Linked DNA regions of Homo sapiens: region 1 is linked to region 2. The links are chromatin loops, found by intact Hi-C in ENCODE. Cell type or tissue: PC-9. All regions are shown on one strand. Each heading gives the region's core, and the rest is flanking DNA. Links, peaks and the distances in the headings are about the cores only.

Region 1 (9,756 bases), core at 938-8,937, 330 kb before region 2:
CAGGATTTCTACTGCTTAAAAAATAAGCACCTCGACCAGGCGTGGTGGCTCATGCCTGTAATCCCAGCACTTTGGGAGACTTAGGCGGGTGGATCACCTGAGGCCAGGAGTTCAAGACCAGCCTGGCCAACATGGTGAAACCCTGTCTCTACTAAAAATACAAAAATTAGCTGGGTGCGGTGGCAGGTGCCTGTAATCCCAGCTACTCGGGAGGCTGAGGCGGGAGAATTTCTTGAACCTAAGAGGCAGAGGTTGCAGTGAGCCGAGATCTCACCACTACACTCCAGACTGGGTGACAGGGCGAGACTCCATCTCAAGCAAAACAAAACAAAACAAAACAAAAATAAGCACCTTAGATCAGCTTAACATTCCATGGGTGCATTGGGGTGGTTTTTGTATCATGTAATACAAAGCATACAAAATGGCAATTTGGAGTCACAGTCGTGCATTTAATATGTCTTGAACATCTTAAATGACTTATATTCCCATGGTTTTTTTTGTAGAATTATTTCTAATGTAAACCACTTCTTGATTGTGGCTCTCCTGTGAGAACTGTGTGCACTCTGTGATGTCTTTGGCTGTGGCAGTCCCGTTTTCCTAGTAACTCTATTGATGTGCTTGGACACTGAAAATCTGTGTAGTGTGCAAGACATTAAGTTGTGGATTGGTGGGGCTTATGCCACAGTTTATCAACACTTGAAAATACTGGTACTTAATATCTTCTTAAAGAACAATTTGCCTCCAAATTTTAAGCTGGAAAGTTAATGGAATAACTTTCCAGCACTTTGGGAGGCCAAGGGTGTGGATTGCTTTAGCCCAGGAGTTCGAGATTAGCCTGGGCAACATGCCAAAACCCCGTTTCTACTAAAAGTACAAGATATTAGCCAGGCGTGGTGGCATGGGCCTTTAGTCCCAGCAGCTCAGGAGGCTGGGGTAGGAGGATCACCTGAATCCAGGAAGTTGAGGCTTCAGTAAGCCCTGATCATGCCACTGCACTCCTGCCTGGATGACAGAGTGAGACTCTGTCTCCAAACAACAACAACAACAACAACAATAAATGTCAATGGAATAACTAAAAAGGAATCATAATCCATGCCTTTTTTAGATATTCGGTACAAATTCAATGTCTGTGTACTGATCCTCAACACAACCAATAAATCCCAATTGTGGAGGAAAAAGAAAAGCATCTGGGTAGCCTGGCCCCGGAGATGTTCAGGATCCCCCTGTCCTCCCTCAGTCTGAGAACTGAGGAGCAGGCAGGGCTCTCTGTTCAGCGCCTGGGCCTTAGGCCTGGTGTGGCCTTTTGGTGAGGGTGCAAGCCTGGTGCTTGGGCTGAGGGCTCTTACCAGTTTTATGTCTGCTCACCCCCCTTCTCTGGCCCCAGGTAGTAATGAAGGTGGTGCAGCTGCTACCCGATGGGCACCGTGTGAAGAAGGAGGTGGACGCAGCGCTGGACACTGTCAGCGAGACCATGACGCCCATGCACTACCACCTGCGGGAGATCATCATCTGCACCTACCGCCAGGTGAGCCCCCACCCCACCCCACCCCACCCTGCCCCAGCCACCCTTCCAGGTGTGCACAGCCAGGGAGTGGCTGATGTGGCTTTGGGGTTGCTAGGGGTCCTAGGGGCCCCTCCTTGGCTCGTGGTCACTTTTCCACCTTCTGGAAGTGGAAGTGATCCATGAGATGGACACATCCCCAGCCCCGACCCACTGGTATGGGTACCAGATTCTGGAGTGGTAGGGGAGATGCATGCAGGGGCCATGTTCAAAGCATTCAACAACTGCTGTGGCCCTAGGACCAATCAAGGATGTGGCCAATCAGAGTGAACACCCAGGAGCCCTGTGGTGCCAGGCGTTAACCCTCTTGTTTCTGGGTCCTGGCGGGGGGACCAGAGGTCCCAGACAGGAGTCAGGTAGTGGGTGGGTGGAGACCCTCAGGGTCTTGGGGTGGCTGTTTCACAACTAGCACGGAGGCTGTCATCTCAGGACGTGGGTATGTCTGTGCTGCCCTGGGGCTGGGGCTGGCTCCCAGATGGGGTGTTTTTTATCTGTAAAAATTGTTTTTAAATAACTCATTACATTATAAAAATAAAGTTTTGGCCAGGTGCAGTGGCTCACCCCTGTAATCCTAGCACTTTAGGAGGCCGAGACAGGCAGACCACCTGAGGTCAGGAGTCAGAGACCAGACTGGCCAACATGGTGAAACTCCATCTCTACTGAAATACAAAAATTAGCCGGGCATGGTGGCAGGCGCCTGTAGTCCCAGCTACTCGGGAGGCTGAGACAGGAGAATTGCTTGAACCCGGGAGGCGGAGGTTGCGGTGAGCCAAGATCGTGCCATTGCACTCCAGCTTGGGTGATAGTGAGACTCCTCAAAAAAAAAAAAGTTTCATAATAGTCCAGATTTCATGTAACCATCTGGATTTTCAGCCTATCTGGAAAGAATGTGCCCTCAAGCCTGCCTGGGTCCCCAATACTCCCTGCTCTGTTGCACTCGGCCCTACTGGACCAGTCCCATGACCACAGGCTAGTGTGGGCTCTGGAGTTTTTGGCCTGGGTCTCTGTGTGGAGTATTCACTTCTGTTCCTCTCTGGCCCATTGAATCTGATTGGCTTCTGGAACAGAGGCCGGTGCTGAGTGGGAGGGGCAGTGGTGGGAGCCGGTGGGTAGGGGGTGAGGATTCCATGGTGCTGAGAGAGGGCTATATGTACCAGCCATGTGTTCCCCACTGCTGGCCAGCAATTCTCAGAAACAGCTCTTGCCTGTGGCCCCTGCAGAGGGGGCCTGCCCCAAGCCAGCCCTATGCTCGGCTGTAGCTGTGCACACATTGGGGAAATGACTGATTGGGCCCAGCTTTTGCTCAGGGTCATGGATCAGGCCCTGATTGGGGCAAAGGGTGGATGCCTAGCTGGAAGGCAGGGCAAGGCATCTGGGGTCAATCTGGGTCTAAGATCAGAGGTCATTTGGGAGGGGAGTTTGGAGAGATAAAGAGGCTGCCAGGCCAGGGGAAGAGTGGCTCACACCTGTAATCCCAGCACTTTGGGAGACTCAGGCAGGAGGATCACTTGAGGCTAGGAGTTTGAGACCTCCCTGGGCAACATAGCAAGACCTTGTCTCTACCAAAAAAAAAAAAAAAAAAAAAAGGTCTGTTAAATGTGGGGAGGGGAAGGTGGTTAAGGAGTTTCAGAAGACGGACTTTGGTGAATTTAGGAAGAACTGTTTTCTTCAGGGCCACAGTTAGATTGGGTCCTGAGTCTCCTTTTGAGTTACCTTTGGGTCCCACTCACAATGGTCTTTTGGCAGCAATGAGCTAAGAAGCTAAGTTCCTCCCACTTTCAGAGGATGCTGAGAGGGCTGAGAATGGAAGCTTCCAGTTCAGTCTGGAAGCTGGAGGCCCAATAGTTGAAAAAGGATGCCTGCTTCAGAGCATCTTAGACCTTCCATCCCATGCTGGCCAGGCTCTGTTAGAGAGCCCCTACCTCCCTGACTCCTGAAGCTGATAGGCCCCCCTTCCTCTGAGCTCTGCAGCCCTCGATGTCCACTGCGAGGCACCCAGAGGGCGGAGCAGGGAGCGTGACAGGGCCTGAGCCGTGGGGAGACAGGAGGGCTCCCCCAGAGCTGGCCTGGAGCAGTGTCCTCAGAGACAGCCTGGGAAGGCGCATCAGGTGGGAGGGGATGCATGGCAAAGGCCAGGGGGCCGAAAGGTGCAAAACGAGTTTAGAGGCAGCAAAGGTGGTTCGGTGCCCGCATCTGATGACACAGAAGTTATTGGAGATGAGTTGGTATGGGTGAGTTGGCACTCCTCCCTGGACATTGGAGAGGGAAGGGTAGTTGGGGCTGCTAGAGGTGACTGCTTGACTCTGTTGGCATTGGAGAAGGAAGGTGGCTGGGGCTGTTAGAGGTGGTCACTCTGGCTGCCTTCTGGATGTGAAGTGTTTTTTAATGAGAGAGGAAGCAGAGCCAGCTAGGATTCTTACCCGCTCCCACCAGGTCACCCACCCCCTTTCCAAAGGCCAGGTTGGTCGTGACCTCTGCAGTGGGAGGACACAGATCCCTGAGCCCCAAGGCCCCTTGGAGGGCCCAGAGGCAAGATGTAGAGTCATTCTGGGATATGGCCACCAGGTGGTGCCAGTGACCTACCTGGCCAAATTCTTAGAGGCACTGAAGAGCAGAGGGACTGAGAGGAGACACCCTCTAGTTCAGGGGCTTGCACCCCACATGTCCAAGAGATCTGAGAGCTTTAAACCATGCTGTGGCAGAGCTCCATCCCTAGAGAGTCTGATTTAGTTGGTAGGGGTGTCTTGGCCAGGGCACGGGTCTTGTTTTTGAAGTCTCCCAGGTGATTCCAACACACAGCCAAGGCTGAGAGCCACATATTCTAAGCAGCGGCCCCCAGCTTTAGTGGGCTTCAGAATCACATGTTAGACTTGTTAAAATGCAGGCTGCTGGGCCCCACTCTGGAGCTTCTGATTCTGTAGGTCTGGAGGTCTAACACACTCCCAGATGATACTGATGCTGGCGGGGACCACACTAGGGGATGTATACAATTCACGATGTATACAATTCATGTGCCATGCAATTCACTTATTTATGGTGCACGAGTCCCTGGTTTTTAGTACATTCATAGAGTTGTGCATCCAGCACCACATCAAGTTTAGAACATTTTTCATCACCCTAAAAAGAAACCTCACACCCGCTAGCAATCGCTTCCCCTCCCCCACCATCTGGCAGCCACTGATCTTTCTGCCTCTGTGGATTTGCATGGTCTGGCCATTTCGTATAAGTGGAATCATACACCATGTGGTCCTTTGTGTCTGGCTTCTTTCACTTAGCATAATGTTTGAAGGTTTATCCGTGTTGTAGCATGTATTATTACTGCATTTGTATGGCTGAATAATATTCCATTGTATAGACATATCCCATTATGTCTGTCTGTTTATCAGCTGATGGACATTTGGTTTGTTGTAGAACTTTTTGGCTATTATGAATAATGTTGCTGTGAAAATTCATGTACAAGTTTTTGTGTGAACGTATGTTTTCATTTCTCTTGGTTATATACCTAGGAGTGGAATTGCTGGATCATATGGTAATTCTGTGTTTAACCTTTTCAGGTTAACCACCGTGAGTTGGTGGCTGAGTGGGGATGAGAGGCAACGATCTTCACTCCCAGCCCACGCTCCTCCCCAGACCATGTTGTCCTTGACCCAAGGATCTCATCCATGTTGCCCCAGTGGGCTGCAGGGAGATGTGCGGAGTCTCTAGAAAGGCAGCGGCCCCTACCACCCCTTCTCTCTAATGGTGACTTCTGGAAATTGGCAGCTGGGTCTCACCTGTGGTATCAGCTGTTTATTTAAACTTCTGCCCTCTGGTTTCAAACCAGAAGTCCCAGGTGGCCTCCAGCAGGGTCTGTGGTTCTTTGCTCAGAGCCGGGTGCTGTCCATGCAGAGGGTGCCATCAGCCTGGTCAGATCCCCCACAGCCTCTGGATGTAAATGGACCTGAGCTCAGGCTTGGGTAGGGCTTTATCCCCTCCATCGGCTTAATTTGCCCGGGAATGTTCTAGGACCAGTCCACATTTGGCCCATCTGAAGTTTTCCAAAATCCCAAGAGTCCACTTGGGATCCTGAAATTCAACAGCATGTGTCTGCTTGGCTTCCTGCCCCTCACTCCCCAGAGCCCCCAAATGGTGAATTTCCTTTTCCTGGCCCCCTGCCGGCTTCAGCAGTCAACTTATACTTTAGTAATAAGCAGTGAAGAACACAGCTCCTGTGATATGGCATTTGTGCTTCTTCAGCAATAAAACTATTCCAGGGCCCTCAGTTGGGAACAGTGGAAGAATTTGGAGGTCAGTTTCCTGTTGTGGATCAGAGAGGAGGGCTCAGAATGTACATGAATCTTCATCTGCACCCTGAGGTTGCACAGCAAGAATAAGGACAGTAAGTACCAAAAGCTTAGGTGGCTCAGGTTGAGCAAAGAGTCTCCCAGTCTCCCAGAATCCTGCCAACTCAGCGATGATTTTACTTTTGCCCGTTTCCTTCTGGGCTTCGTGCACTTGCATGCAGCTCTCTGGAAGCTGTGATTGTGGCAGGCCCACGGGACGTCTCTCGCCACTCACCTAGGCTGTGTTTATGCATTTCAACATGTGCCCAGCCAGCATGTGCTGCCTCAGTGCTGGGCCCTGGGCGGACACTGAGTAGGGACCGGTGATGAAAGGTGCGCAGAGCTGACGTTCTCGTAGGGCAGAGAGAGGCAAAATTAAGCAACAGCTCCGGCTTCTGGGCATTTTGTCGTGTTTGCTGAGGAGCCCTTACATCATCGCATTCCGTGTTCACATTCCATGCAGTGAGTGGAAGTACTGTTTCTCATGCTGTTGCTGTGTGTAGCACGCGCGGCCCTTCACATTCTTTCCTGTCGTCTTCTGGGATGGGGGGTGATGTGGACCTCGTAGCGCATGTGGCTTTTCCGTTGTGTGGATTATTTTTGTAAAGCTGATACTTAGAAGTAGAATTACTGAATGAGTCAAAACTTAGGAACTTATATTTTTAAGTATTTTGGAATGTTTCAAACAGAAAATTTCAAAGCAGAGAGCATAATTTCCTCAGCCCTCATGTGCCCACCTCCCAGCTGCAGTAAGTACCCATCTCAGCCAGTCTTATTTTATCTCAAGCCCTCCGAGCTCTCACTGAATTATTTTAAAGCACATCGCAGTCCTCATGTTACTTCTTCTGTGCATATTTCAGTACGTACCTCTAAAGAAGGGGGATCTTTTAAAGAAGGCAGTCACACCGCCATGATTGCCTCTTAAACAATGGACAGTCGCTACTTACCAGCAAACATCTGGTCAATGTTTAGATGTTTCCACTAATCTCACAGGCTTTTTGCAGCTGGATCAGGATCCAAACAAGATCCACATGTTGCATTTGGTTGACGTGGCCCTAAGTCTCTTTTAATCTCATACAGTTCTCCTTTTCCCCCCTGAAATATATTTGTGAGGTAAACTGGTTGTCTTCCTGGGCTTCCTGGAGCTAATTTTCCTAGTTGCACCCCTAGGTTTAAGTTGGCCTGTGCTTCCTGGAAATGGTTCGCATCCAAGGCTTCATAAGATTCCGGCTCAGTGTGGCCGGAATGGTTACTGGGGGTGCCGTATGCTGCTGTTGGGGCTGGAAGATCCTGTCGTCTCTCCTATTATGACTGGCTTGCAGCAGTGTGCATCGCCAGCTTGCAGAATGGTGATCTGCTGGCTCTCTCATTCCATCTACATTAATTAACTGCGATACTTCCAGAACGAGAGACTTCCCCTCAGGTGTGTTGGGGACAGACAGGCAGGTTCCATGTTTGCTGTTTCCTTTGATTTCCCTGTCTCCAGTGGATGGGTTGGTTTGGGAGATGCTTGTCTAAAAATGAGGGAAAGATGTTGGCTTCAGCAAGGCCTAATGTTCCTCCAGATTTGGATGTGGCTGGAGTCTGTGAGGAGAGTCTGGGTGACTGGAGTGAGAGCCAGCAGGGAGTGGGATGGGGTAGAGGCTCATGCGGAGGGACAGGGAGTCACTAGAGACCCAGTGCCGGCCACACATGTCCTGACATCTCCTTAGCCAACTTGGAAGTAGTCCGAGAGGTGCCCATGCTGGGCTGATAGACATTTTTACGACCACCGTCCTCACTTTGCCTGTGTGTGATAAAGGGTGTTCTAATGTTGGTTCCGGTTTTACATTTGAGGAGGGAGGCACTGAGCTTGCCCAAGAACACACAGCTGGCAGATTTAGGAGGGGGACAAGACCCGGCCCCTGACTCCCAGATTGAGCCTCTCTGCCATGCCACATGGCCTCTCAAGCGGGCGGAGGCACCATTTCACCTCTCCCTGCCCACCTTGAGCCCTGCTGCAGGGAAACAGAACTGGAAGCCATGGTCCTTGCCTTTGAGGAAGTCGCAGACTGACCAGGAGAAGGACAAGGACAAGAACACATCCCAGACACAGGTTGTGGGTGCAGCTGGGAGGTAGTGGAGCCAAGCCTGGGGACATATTTTCCACTGGGACAGACCTTCCCTGAGGGAACAGCCTCGACCCTTCTCTCTATGCCTGTCTCAAGCAGCCCGACTTCACGGGGCTGCAGCCCACGGCGGTGCCCCTCTGTTCTCCAGTGTCTGCAAGGTTGAGTCAAGGCTTGGATGCCTCCTGCATGTGAAGGGGCCAGATGCTTGGGGCATTTTAAGAACTGCCTCAAGGCCATGCACTCTGGCTCATGCCTGTAATCCCAGCACTTTGGGAGGCCAAGGTGGGAGGATCACCTGAGGTCGGGAGTTCAAGACCAGCCTGGCCAACATGGTGAAACCCTGTCTCTACAAAAAATACAAAAATTAGCCGAGCGTGGTGGCGCACACCTGTAATCCCAGCTACTCGGGAGGCTGAGGCAGGAGAATCACTTGAACCCTGGAGGCAGAGGTTGCAGTAAGCCGAGATCATGCTGCTGCACTCTAGCCTGGGTGACAGAGTGAGACTCCATCTCAAAACAAACAAATAAACAAACAAACTGCCTCAAAAGGAAAAAAGAAAGAAAACCCATTGAACTAAGCCACTTCCAGCGCTTTGGACGGAAGTTAGAATGCCGGGCCCTGGCTGAGGAGAATCCAACATGGCCGCCAGCCCAGGGCGGTGACACCCGCAGCAGACTTCGTTGTTTCCTTTTGGGCTTGGAAAGGGAAAATATTTATGACAAAAACCAAAGTCAGGGCACCTGGAGGAAGCCCTGCTAGAATCATTAATGCCAGCGACACTTTTCCTGGGCTTTGCCTGGTGACGTTAATTCTTAGTGTTGGGTTTTTAAAACAGCCTGTGTCTCCTGTTTTCCTTTCAGAAGAGTTTGAAGAACAGCTGAGGTGAAGGGAGCCACACAGGGAGAAGGAAACATCCTCTGGTCTCAAAGCGAGATTTATTGTATAAAGACTGTAGTGCTTTAACTTTGAGCAGTGCTTTTTGAGCCTCCCCTCCCCTCTCCTCCCCTCCCCCTCCTCCCCCTCCCCTCCCCCTCCTCCCCCCTCCCCTCCCCCTCCTCCCCTCCCCTTTCTTTGAGACAGAGCCTTGCTCCGTAGCCCAGGCTGGAGTGCAGTGGCACAACCTTGGCTCACTGCAATTTCTGCCTCCCAGGTTCAAGTGATTTTCCTACCTCAGCCTCCCAAGTATCTGGGATTACAGGTGCCTGCCACCACCACTCCCGGCTAATTTTTGTATTTTTACTAGAGCCGGGGTTTTGCCATGTTTCCCAGGCTGGTCTCAAACTCCTGGACTCAAGTGATCCACGAGCCTCGGCCTCCCACAGTGCTGGGATTACAGGTGTGAGCCACTGTACCTGGTTGCTATTTGAGTTTTCTAAGAACTCACCTTTTGTCTTTTGTGGTCCTCAGACAGATGGTGAGAACAGGACAAATTTTATTAGACCCATTTGACTGAGAAGAAACTGAGGCCTAATGAAGTTTTGTGATTGGCTGGAGGCTGGACCAGAAGCTGGTTCCCAACTCCTCGACTTGCATCCCTTTTCTGCCGCTGTGGCAGCCACGACCCGGGGGCAATCTTGTGGTGGCAGAGAAGGGAAGCGTTGGCAGGGAAGCTGCCAGCCGCTACTGTGTGACTGCCTGGGTTGGTGCAGAGTTGGTCCTGCGACCAAAGGAGCTTCCAGGAGGTCAGAGAGACCAGCTCCGTGCCCCAAGGGCTGAGGTCATTTCTTAAGAAAAAAGACCAGAGAGCTCTGGCTCTGAGCC
Region 2 (9,748 bases), core at 26-8,025:
TAGTATATAAAGGATTTCTCTCTTGCCACCTGGAATTATTAGATACAAAGAACAAGACCATTAGCTTTAAACTCTGGCAGAATTAGGTGACAGCCTCCTAGACCAGTGGTTGGTCATGAGGTTTTTCTCTCAGTCTCTAGCCTTTCTACTCTCCAATCCATCTTGTACACAGCCATCAAATTGCTCTTATAAAATACTTGTTACCTGGCTAATATTTAGTTCAAGATCTTCCTGGGGGTCTCTAATCATTCAGGCCTGCTACTGCCTTCTTTATTAGACTTTTCTAACCTAATCTTCCATGATGCCTTTGAGTAAATGCACCACTCCAACTGAGTACAGGTCTGTTCATGTCCTCTGTGTACAGCTTAGCCTTCCACACGTTGGTGCATTGCCAGTCCCATCTGGACTATCTTTTTCCCTCTTCACAATTCCAGTAAACCCCACTAAATTCCTCCAGGGCGAGGTAGAATTTCTTCTGTGCCCTGAAGTCCTTTAAGACCCCAGCCATGTGGCCCTGTCCCCATGAGAGCACATGGGGGCTGATTATCTAAGATAAAAGTGTCTCATTGATGGTGACGTGGTTGAAGGAATGGTGGTGGAATTTGTGAGGGGATGGGTGGGACAAAGCAGCCAACACTGTTCATCCTCTTAGCATGGTTCTCAGTCATGCCGAGAAGCTCTGAGGCCAGCCCATGCCTGACACCCCAAGCATGAGAGAGCCGAGATTCCCAGGACTAGGAACAACTTGGATGACTACACTTGTCAGAAATATTGTGAAAGGGCAACCAGGAAATTCCCGTATTTGGGGCTGCATCATTTTAGAACATTTTTTCTTTCTTCAAGGTTCATCTCTCTCTGTCTCTTCTTTCCTAGTATTCATTTCTGCATCACATTACTACACGCCCGGAAACGAGTAGCTATACAATTCCTAAAGGACATTCGAGAATCTGTCACTCAAATCATGAAGAATCCTAAAGCGAAGACCACAGGAATGGTAGGGACACTTGGAGTTTTTTTTCTTCTCTTGGAAATTTAGGTGTTGGTGGAGAGTTTGAAGGAATCATATGACCCGGAGTCTGTTCCTGCCTCTGCCCCTTTGCCACAGACATCTTTTATTTGTTGACTGGAGCTGATGATCTCTGCATCACCCACCCCTTAGGGTTGCTGAAGTCTCAAATGAGATACACTATAAAGTACCTTGTAAGTTAGAGACTTCTGTATAAAAGCAGCTGGTGGTAGTGTCCATTTGAAAAGAAAATTTTGTCACAGGAAAGATAGTAAACATGTTTTTTCTGGAATTTTCTTAGGCTAGTCCCTTTATGCAGAAAGGCAGACTGGAAAGTCCCTGTGAAAAATTGACTATGCCAGCTGTTTTTCTGATAGAATGATGGGATGCCTTAGGTGGAAATGGGGTAGGGCAGTGCACATGCGAAGCTAGGACTCGGGGAGAAGGGGCTCATTGCTGCAGTTTTATTCTTGCTTTTGGACCTGGCCTCACTAATAATGTCTCTTTCTTTGGATTTGTAGGGTGCCATCTATGGCATGGCCCAGACAACTGTTGACAGGAATATGGTTGCAGAATTGTCCTCAGTCTTCTTGGACAGCTTGTACAGCACCGACACTGTCACCCAGGGCAGCCAGATGAATGGTTCTCCAAAACCCCACTGAACTTGGACCCTTTCTAGTCTCAAGGGGATTCCAGCCTTCAGAAGGTTCTTGGGATATGGAACAGGCCGTGCACAACTTTGACATCTGGTCTTGCTCCATAGAGCACAACTCAAGATAGACCATGAGACAGCTTGAGCCTCAGGATTCTTGTTCTTCCTCTTATCTTCCTTTTGTGGTTTTTAATTTGAAGACCCCAGAGAATTCCATTACATAATGATTTTGCCCTTGTTATAAATGTTACCCTAGGAATTGTTTTAACCATTTCCTTTTCTAAACTCTCTAGCTTTCAACTTTACTTAAACATTGTGTGGTAGCTCTGACCTGTCCTGATTCTTTAGAGAAGCTGGGGTACAGTTTATGAGATAGCTAGAGCTTCTTTGTTATCTCAGGCAGGAGGCGTTTACATAACAGATGTTTCCTCAGCTGGGTGTGAGGTATACTCTAAGCAGGAGGCTTTTTCAGCCTTCTCTCTCTTTTTTTTTTTTTTTTTTTTTTTTGAGATGGAATTTTGCTCTTTTGCCCAGTCTGGAGTGCAGTGGCATGATCTCAGCTCACTGCAACCTCCACCCACTGGGTTCAAGCGATTCTTCTGCCTCAGCCTCCCGAGTAGCTGGGATTACCGGCACCCACCACCACGCCTGGCTAATTTTTCAATTTTCTTTTTCAGTAGAGACGGGTTCACCGTGTTGGCCAGGCTGGTCTTGAACTCCTGACCTCAGGTGATACCCGCCCCCCCGCCTCAGCCTCCCAAAGTGCTGGGATTACAGGCGTGAGCCACCGTGCCTGGCCCTGTCTCTCTTAAGAGTAGGTTCATTGTCTGTCTTAGAGTCACTTCTATTGCAACTCATTTTCTTTTTCCAGGGCACAGATCGACCAAGCTGCCGTTCCCTATTCTGCAGGACAGGACTATTCTAGCATACCTGCTTCGTCCACCCAGGCAGGGTTTGGGGTGGTCTCTTCTGTGCCTGCAGTCCCCATTTGACACTTGGTTGCCACCATCTTTGGAGATTATTGTTTGGAATGATGCTTCCATTGGCTTTTTCTTGTTACCATGGACTAGGAAGAAAACATGGTTTCCAAATAATCTGGGAGCTTTTGGCCATGGTGCCGCCTTCCTGAATTGGCAGTGGTCAGAGCACACCTGAACCCTATCCTGGGCTGGTGATGAGCAGAAATCAGACCTTTTTCTATGCTTTTTTGAATATCAGAGTAGGATGAACACCCAGATTCAAATATGTCACCAAAGTTGGTGGTGGTCCTTCCCTGCACCCTTGCGTTAAGCCATTATGTAATGAAAATGTGTTTGCTTGAAGGAACAGCTCAAAGCACCTTCACAAGTTGCCTTGACTTACCCTAGGTGGGTGTGAAAGAGCACCCGTAGCAAGGAAAATTTTCTCTATTAGTGTGTTCTTCTGCCTCTTCCCCCTTGATTCAGCTTTCAGAGGTACTATGGCAGTTTTGCCTCAGGTGCTGAACATTTCTCAGCCCTGGCTAAAAGGGAGCAGCACAGGGAGAGAAACAGGATAGGAAAGCAGAATGGCGAGCAGCCTATGGCCCAGGGCCTGTAATCCCTTCCCAAGACTAGCTGCTCAGGGTGGTGCAGGGACAGGACCAGACCCTGCGCCTATTTCCTGCCTTCTTTCCCCTATAGGGAACTCTGTAGGCTGAGCCACTGTCCTGCTCTTATGACATTATATCTTGTGCCTTTCTCCTCAGCAGTGAGCAGTGAGCTACTCCTGGCCCAGGCCCTAGGGGAAATGGATCAGTCTTTGAGGTTTCTATTTGGGGAGGGGAGTACTTAAGATGAGTCAAAAGACACTTTCCTCTGTTCCATTCCCCATCTCAGGGACTCCTGAATATTCAGCCTCTCCAGGCTGGTGTCTTCTAGTTTCCCCCACTGGGAATGCTGGCTGGGAGAGCCATGACTACCAGACTTTTCCTCAGGCTCCTTGGCATGTTAGTCTGAATTGTTCTTGAGCACTGTACTACTGACCCAACAACTGTGACTAGCTGGCCACGCCATTCAGGGCTGGTGTGGCATTTATGTGTGTGTGTGTGTGTGTGTGTGTTTTTCCTGTTTGCCCAGCAGTGCATTGTGGGTTCCAAGAGTGGGTAGTGTGTGTATGTGTGTGTGTCAGAGGGAGACCTGGCAGGCACCTCTTTGAGAGTAGCTGTGGTCAGAGCTGTTTGGTCAGTGCATTATGTTGAATGAGGTCCAGGAACCCAGAGCCACCCAGCAGACACCACTGTGGCTTGCCAGCTGCCAAGATGGAGAAGCATGTGCCCCTGTAGAGCGTCTCCCCAGAACCAGACCCCGAGCCACTCGCTTCCTCTGTGCTGTGACAACATTGGTGCCAGGGGAGATGGTGTTTTTCAAAGGGACCTACTGTAGCCACTTTAATTTACAATTAAGAGCCTTAGTTTGACTTAACACTTTTGTAGGCTTTTCATTGTGTATTTTTGTGTATGTGTGCATATAGCAGCTACTCTGTAGCAGAGGTGGGTAGAGACACTTAATAGTATCATGTCGCATGCAGATGTCACATCGGCCTCTGCAAAAACTGTACTGTCTTGTTTCTGCATTAGACTTAAGTAGTCATGTGAATATACTGCTATGTCACTTTTAATATTACGAGTTTTATACTTGGAAAATGGTACTTGCTTCTTTTAAATCTCTGTCTTCTCTAACCTCCCCCTTCCCATTTCAATGCTCCCTTCCTAATTTCAGCAATAATCTCAAAAAGCAATTAAATAGTTAAATGACCCTAATTGTAATTACTGTGGATGGTTGCATTCATTTGATTACTTGGGCACACACGAGATGACAAATGGGGCAGTGGCCATGCTTGAATGGGCTCCTGGTGAGAGATTGCCCCCTGGTGGTGAAACAATCGTGTGTGCCCACTGATACCAAGACCAATGAAAGAGACACAGTTAAGCAGCAATCCATCTCATTTCCAGGCACTTCAATAGGTCGCTGATTGGTCCTTGCACCAGCAGTGGTAGTCGTACCTATTTCAGAGAGGTCTGAAATTCAGGTTCTTAGTTTGCCAGGGACAGGCCCTATCTTATATTTTTTTCCATCTTCATCATCCACTTCTGCTTACAGTTTGCTGCTTACAATAACTTAATGATGGATTGAGTTATCTGGGTGGTCTCTAGCCATCTGGGCAGTGTGGTTCTGTCTAACCAAAGGGCATTGGCCTCAAACCCTGCATTTGGTTTAGGGGCTAACAGAGCTCCTCAGATAATCTTCACACACATGTAACTGCTGGAGATCTTATTCTATTATGAATAAGAAACGAGAAGTTTTTCCAAAGTGTTAGTCAGGATCTGAAGGCTGTCATTCAGATAACCCAGCTTTTCCTTTTGGCTTTTAGCCCATTCAGACTTTGCCAGAGTCAAGCCAAGGATTGCTTTTTTGCTACAGTTTTCTGCCAAATGGCCTAGTTCCTGAGTACCTGGAAACCAGAGAGAAAGAGGATCCAGGATGTACTTGGATGAGGAGGCCTGGCTTATCTAGGAAGTCGTGTCTGGGGTGCTTATTGCTGCTCCATACAGCTGTACGTCAGCCCCTTGGCCTTCTCTGTAGGTTCTTGGCAGCAATGAGCAGCTTTCACTCAGTGACACAAGTAATTACTGAGTCCTAATTTGATAGCCACCAACTGTACCTGGGTAGGCAAAGTCAGATTTTTGAGAACCTTTTTCCTGATTTGAAGTTTTAATTACCTTATTTTCTTTTATGCTTTCCTCTGTCTTGTAATCTTTTCTCTTCTTAATATCCTTCCCTATAATTTCAATTATTTGGATTAATTTTAGAATAAACCTATTTATTTCTAAAAAAAAAAAGAAAAGAAAGTGTTACCTGTGTCTTTGTCTCACATGAATGTGCTTCATACAACTGTAGTGCTGCCAAGGTTGGCTTTATTTTTTGGAGACAAGGTTTCACTGTCACCCAGGCTAGAGGGCAATGGCATGATCATCACTCACTGTAGCCTTGACTTCCTGGGCTCAAGTGATCCTCCCACCTCAGCCTCCCGAGTAGCTGGGACCACAGGTGTGTGCCACCATGCCTGGCTAATTTTTCTGTATATTCTGTAGAGACAGAGTTTCTCTACATTGCCCAGCCTAGTCTCTAACTCCTGAGCTCAAATGATCCTCCCGCCTTGGCCTCCCAAAGTGTTGGAAATACAGGCATGAGCTGTCCCTGCATCGGGTGAACATTTTTCAACCCTTGACCCATGAAAATAAGCAGAGGCAGGAATGTAACATAACAGCATAGTCCATACCTCCGCATCTGGCGTCTTCTGTCCTTCAGTCCTCCAGTCATCAGATCAAAGCACACTTGGAAAATTTTAAGTCAGAAGTGGAGCAGATGGGAGACCACTGTCTGAATCTCGTTTGCCATCAATATAGGTATTGATAATCCTTTACTAGCATATATGCTAGGAACGGGGTCCTGCTAATCCCTCTTGTGAACAATACGCTTATTTCTCAACCTCCAGCCTCTGCCCCTTTCCTGGCCTTTGCTGGGGGACCAACTCATTCAGACTGAGTTGTGACATGGCTAGATTCCTGTTCCAAGTGACCCCGGCATTTACAAGTCAGCTTAGTACTTGAGTTAGGAGACACAGGTGAGAACTATTAGGAAGAAGGCTTCCCAGTCTCTGCATAGTGACATATGTGAGGTAAAATTTGTGTGGCATTCTCGTGGGGGTAGAGATGAGGCTGCTCTTAGTGCCCCCTTCTTCATGACAGCGTGGGAATATTCTGTCCTAGAGAGTTCCTGGCTGGGGAACTGACTGTGCAAACCATCTCTTAACTGCTCCAGTAATAAATAGCCTGCCAGGTCCTAAGCTGCCTGTGTCTTCTCTCTTGTGGAGTAAACCAGGCAAGCCCTAAGAACTTTGCTAAGATTTTAAGAAACTGAAGAGACCATCAGGATTTGGGATCTGCCATATCTGATATGATAGGCCTGTGTATTATGATTCTCCAGAGAAACAGAACCAATACACACAAAGAGATTTCTTATAAGGAATTGGCTCATGTGATTATGGAGGCTGACAAGTCCCAAGATCTGTAGTTGGCAAGCTGGAGAACCAGGAAAGCAGATGGTATTGTTGCACACCGGAGGCTTGTAGCCTTGAGACCTAAGGAGAGTGGATGTTTCAGTTTAAGTCCGAAAGCAGGAAAAGACCAATGTCCCACCTCAAGGCAGTCAGGCAGGAGGACTTCCCTTTTATTTGGAAGAGGGTCAGCCCTTTTTAGCCCTTTTTTTCTGTACAGGCCTTCACCTGGTTGAATGAGGCCACCCATGTTAGGGAAGACAGTCGGCTTTACTCAGTCTACTGATTCAAATGTTATCCTCATTCAGAAACACCCTCACAGACACACCCGGAATGTTTGACCAAATGCCTGGGCACCCCATGGCCCAATCAAGTTGACACCTAACATTAGCCATCACAGCCAGGAAGAAAATATAGGTTGAGTATCCCTTATCTGAAAGGTGTGAGACCAGAAGTGTTTCAGATTTTGGATTTTGGAATATTTGCATTATACTGACAAGTTGAGCATCTCTAATCTGAAAATCAGAAATCTAAAATGATCCAATGAGTATTTCCTTTGGGCATCATGTTGGCATTCAAAAAGTTTCAGATTTTGGATTTCCAATTTTCAAATTAGGGATGTTCAACCTGTAATATGGCCCCAGACTGCCTTTCTAGACATAGGTTCCACAATGCATATAATACCTGTGCCCTTCACACCCTTATCTGTGTTCATGGTGTTCTCTCAGCCATCTCTGCCTCCCAAGAATCCTACCCAGGTCTTCAAGGCATAACTCAAAGCCTCCAGATTTGCCCTTTTCACCATTAATCACTTGCGTTCCCTTTAGCTCATTTCTTATCCTGCCACCTAGCATTAATTCACTCTAGTAATAGTTAATTAGTACTAGTTAATTGGTAATTGGTAATAGTTAATTGTGTTCCTGTTTGATGATAATCAAATGGTATCCCCTAGATGATAATGAATCTGAAGGCAAGGTGGTCTGGTCCCTGTCATTTTCCAGTACCTTGAACAGAGGAAGTGCCTAGCACAGAGGAAGTGCTTTCATTTAAATGCCTATTGACTCCAATTTGGATTGACCTGTGGAAAAGAAGTTTCTAGAGCCTGAGACCAAGTGATATAATAGTTTTATTTGAGACATAAAAACACATGTGTTTCTATTACATAGTGTGGGGTTTAGGGTCCTGGTTTCTAAGACAAGACTTTATTTCACCCTGTATCACAGCTTCCTGGGAAATGAATTAGGGAGCAAGAGACGGCCTGGCAAGAAAATCATTATTGTTGCTGGGAAGTTGCAAAGAAAGGGGAGAGTTTATTCAAATTAGTGTAACAGAGCCCCCAGGATGAAGAGAGTGGTGCAGGGAAAAGGTCTAAATTCCTGGTGTTGGTGGGGACACTGGCACATCCCACAGCAAGGACTCAGCCCTCAACGGCGGCGGCTGGGTCTTGGGAGGGGAGTGGTGGGAGGGTAAGGGCTCCTCAGCTCCCTCCCTGGACTCCCAGTTCAGTCACCCCTTCCCCCGGAAGAATTCAAAGAGGAAGGGCAGGGTCTATGTCATGGACACTGCTACTTGTTCGATGAAGCTGGCCAGGTTTATGTCCCGTTCTGAAAGGCCGGCACACTCATGGGTGCTCAGCGTGATGTGGACCTGAAATGAAACCAGAAATTCTGCTTCCACTGACTTCACTTAAGAACAGGAGGGAGTCACTAGCTGCTGGGCTCAGCCCTGCTAGGAGCTCCAGAATAGCAGCTGGCCAGTACGATCTCTCCTGGGGACTCCTTCCTGACATGTCTGTAACAACATCTTCTACATCTCCCCTTTGCTGTCTCTCAAAAATAATCATGACTTCAGCTATAGAATAAAAGCTTAATATCTGAATGTCAAGAGCAACCTAAAAGCTAAAGACAAAACCAAAAACCAATGCCAACTCCTAAACACTATCCATTCATAGACGACCTCTTCCACCCTTACTGTTTTTATAAACAGAGACCAGCAGAGCTTTTGGCACATGGTAGACATTTAATGACTGTTTCTATTCATTAAGCAAATAATTTGATAGGTTGGCTATGTGTCTGTATTTTTTTTTTTTTTTTTTTTTGAGACGGAGTCTTGCTCTGTCTCCCAGGCTGGAGTGCAGTGGCTCAATCTCTGCTCACTGCAAGCTCCGCCTCCCGGGTTCCCACCATTCTCCTGCCTCAGCCTCCCCAGTAGCTGGGACTACAGGCGTCCACCACCGCGCCCGCCTAATTTTTTTGTGTTTTTAGTAGAGACAGGGTTTCACCATGTTAGCCAGGAGGGTCTTGATCTCCTGACCTCGTGATCTGCCCACCTCGGCCTCCCAAATATGTGTGTATTCTTAGTTCAAGTTTATTACTTTTTCATTCTTCCATACCTCCAGCAAGATTAAAGCCATTTAGAGCTATGAACACTGAATAAGTATGCCTGATTCCCACAGCCTTTCCTTTCTTGGGTTTTGCCTTCTTAATGTCTACTTAAATGTCTACTTTAACCACAACTATCTCATGCATCTTTTAATTTGCATTTCTTTATAGTAAGACTGATTTTTTTTTCCCAGGGGTATTTATGTTGATTCTAGGCATGTGCAATCTCAGTGAGATTGGAAATGAGATGAGTGGATGACCTATGGGTCAGGAAGGCTCATTGTTAAGTCCAAAAGCCTTCAGAATGTGTCAGAGTTCGCAGTATTTGGATGGGGGCAGAGCACAACAGAGGCACACAGCATCACTCACCTTGTTGTACACGTTAAACCATTCAGGATGGTGGTCCAGTTTCTCAGCCTGCAGGGCCACTCTTGTCATGAACCCAAAGGCCTATTTAAGTGGAGTGAGAGCCAGGTTAGTGTTCTAAGAGAAAGGACTTCTGGACATCACCAATTCAAGGCCTAGACGCAGGAGGATGAATTAGCTTCCCCCCAGGAGACTCCTCTATAATCATTTCCCCCTTGACATCCTGTCACTGGTTCTCAGGCTTGAGTTAGAGATTGTCCTTGCAGT

The links. Peaks named below come from ENCODE experiments on the same cell type or tissue, not always from the same donor. Only the 100,000 strongest peaks of a DNase experiment are listed, where the experiment ranks them.
Region 1: it touches region 2 in a loop (14-fold over the local background); 90 of 110 quality-filtered maps call a loop at or near these places.

What each region holds. Positions count from the first base shown.
Region 1 is chr10:70,545,922-70,555,677 of GRCh38, forward strand. PALD1 (phosphatase domain containing paladin 1) reads left to right here. Exons shown (of 20, transcript NM_014431.3): 18 at 1,385-1,525. Among named protein-coding and RNA genes, the nearest start is that of PRF1, 52 kb to the right of the region's middle. In PC-9, for the core only: CTCF peaks have their summits at 4,134 (motif pointing right) and 4,335; a DNase peak (open chromatin) is centred at 4,146.
Region 2 is chr10:70,875,668-70,885,415 of GRCh38, forward strand. SGPL1 (sphingosine-1-phosphate lyase 1) reads left to right here. Exons shown (of 15, transcript NM_003901.4): 14 at 874-994; 15 at 1,528-5,517. The coding sequence ends at 1,668. It overlaps PCBD1 (pterin-4 alpha-carbinolamine dehydratase 1), which reads right to left. Exons shown (of 4, transcript NM_000281.4): 3 at 9,485-9,565; 4 at 7,843-8,381. The coding sequence ends at 8,283. Among named protein-coding and RNA genes, the nearest start is that of PCBD1, 8.0 kb to the right of the region's middle. In PC-9, for the core only: a CTCF peak has its summit at 4,548 (motif pointing left); a DNase peak (open chromatin) is centred at 4,554; H3K27ac peaks cover 1,131 bases.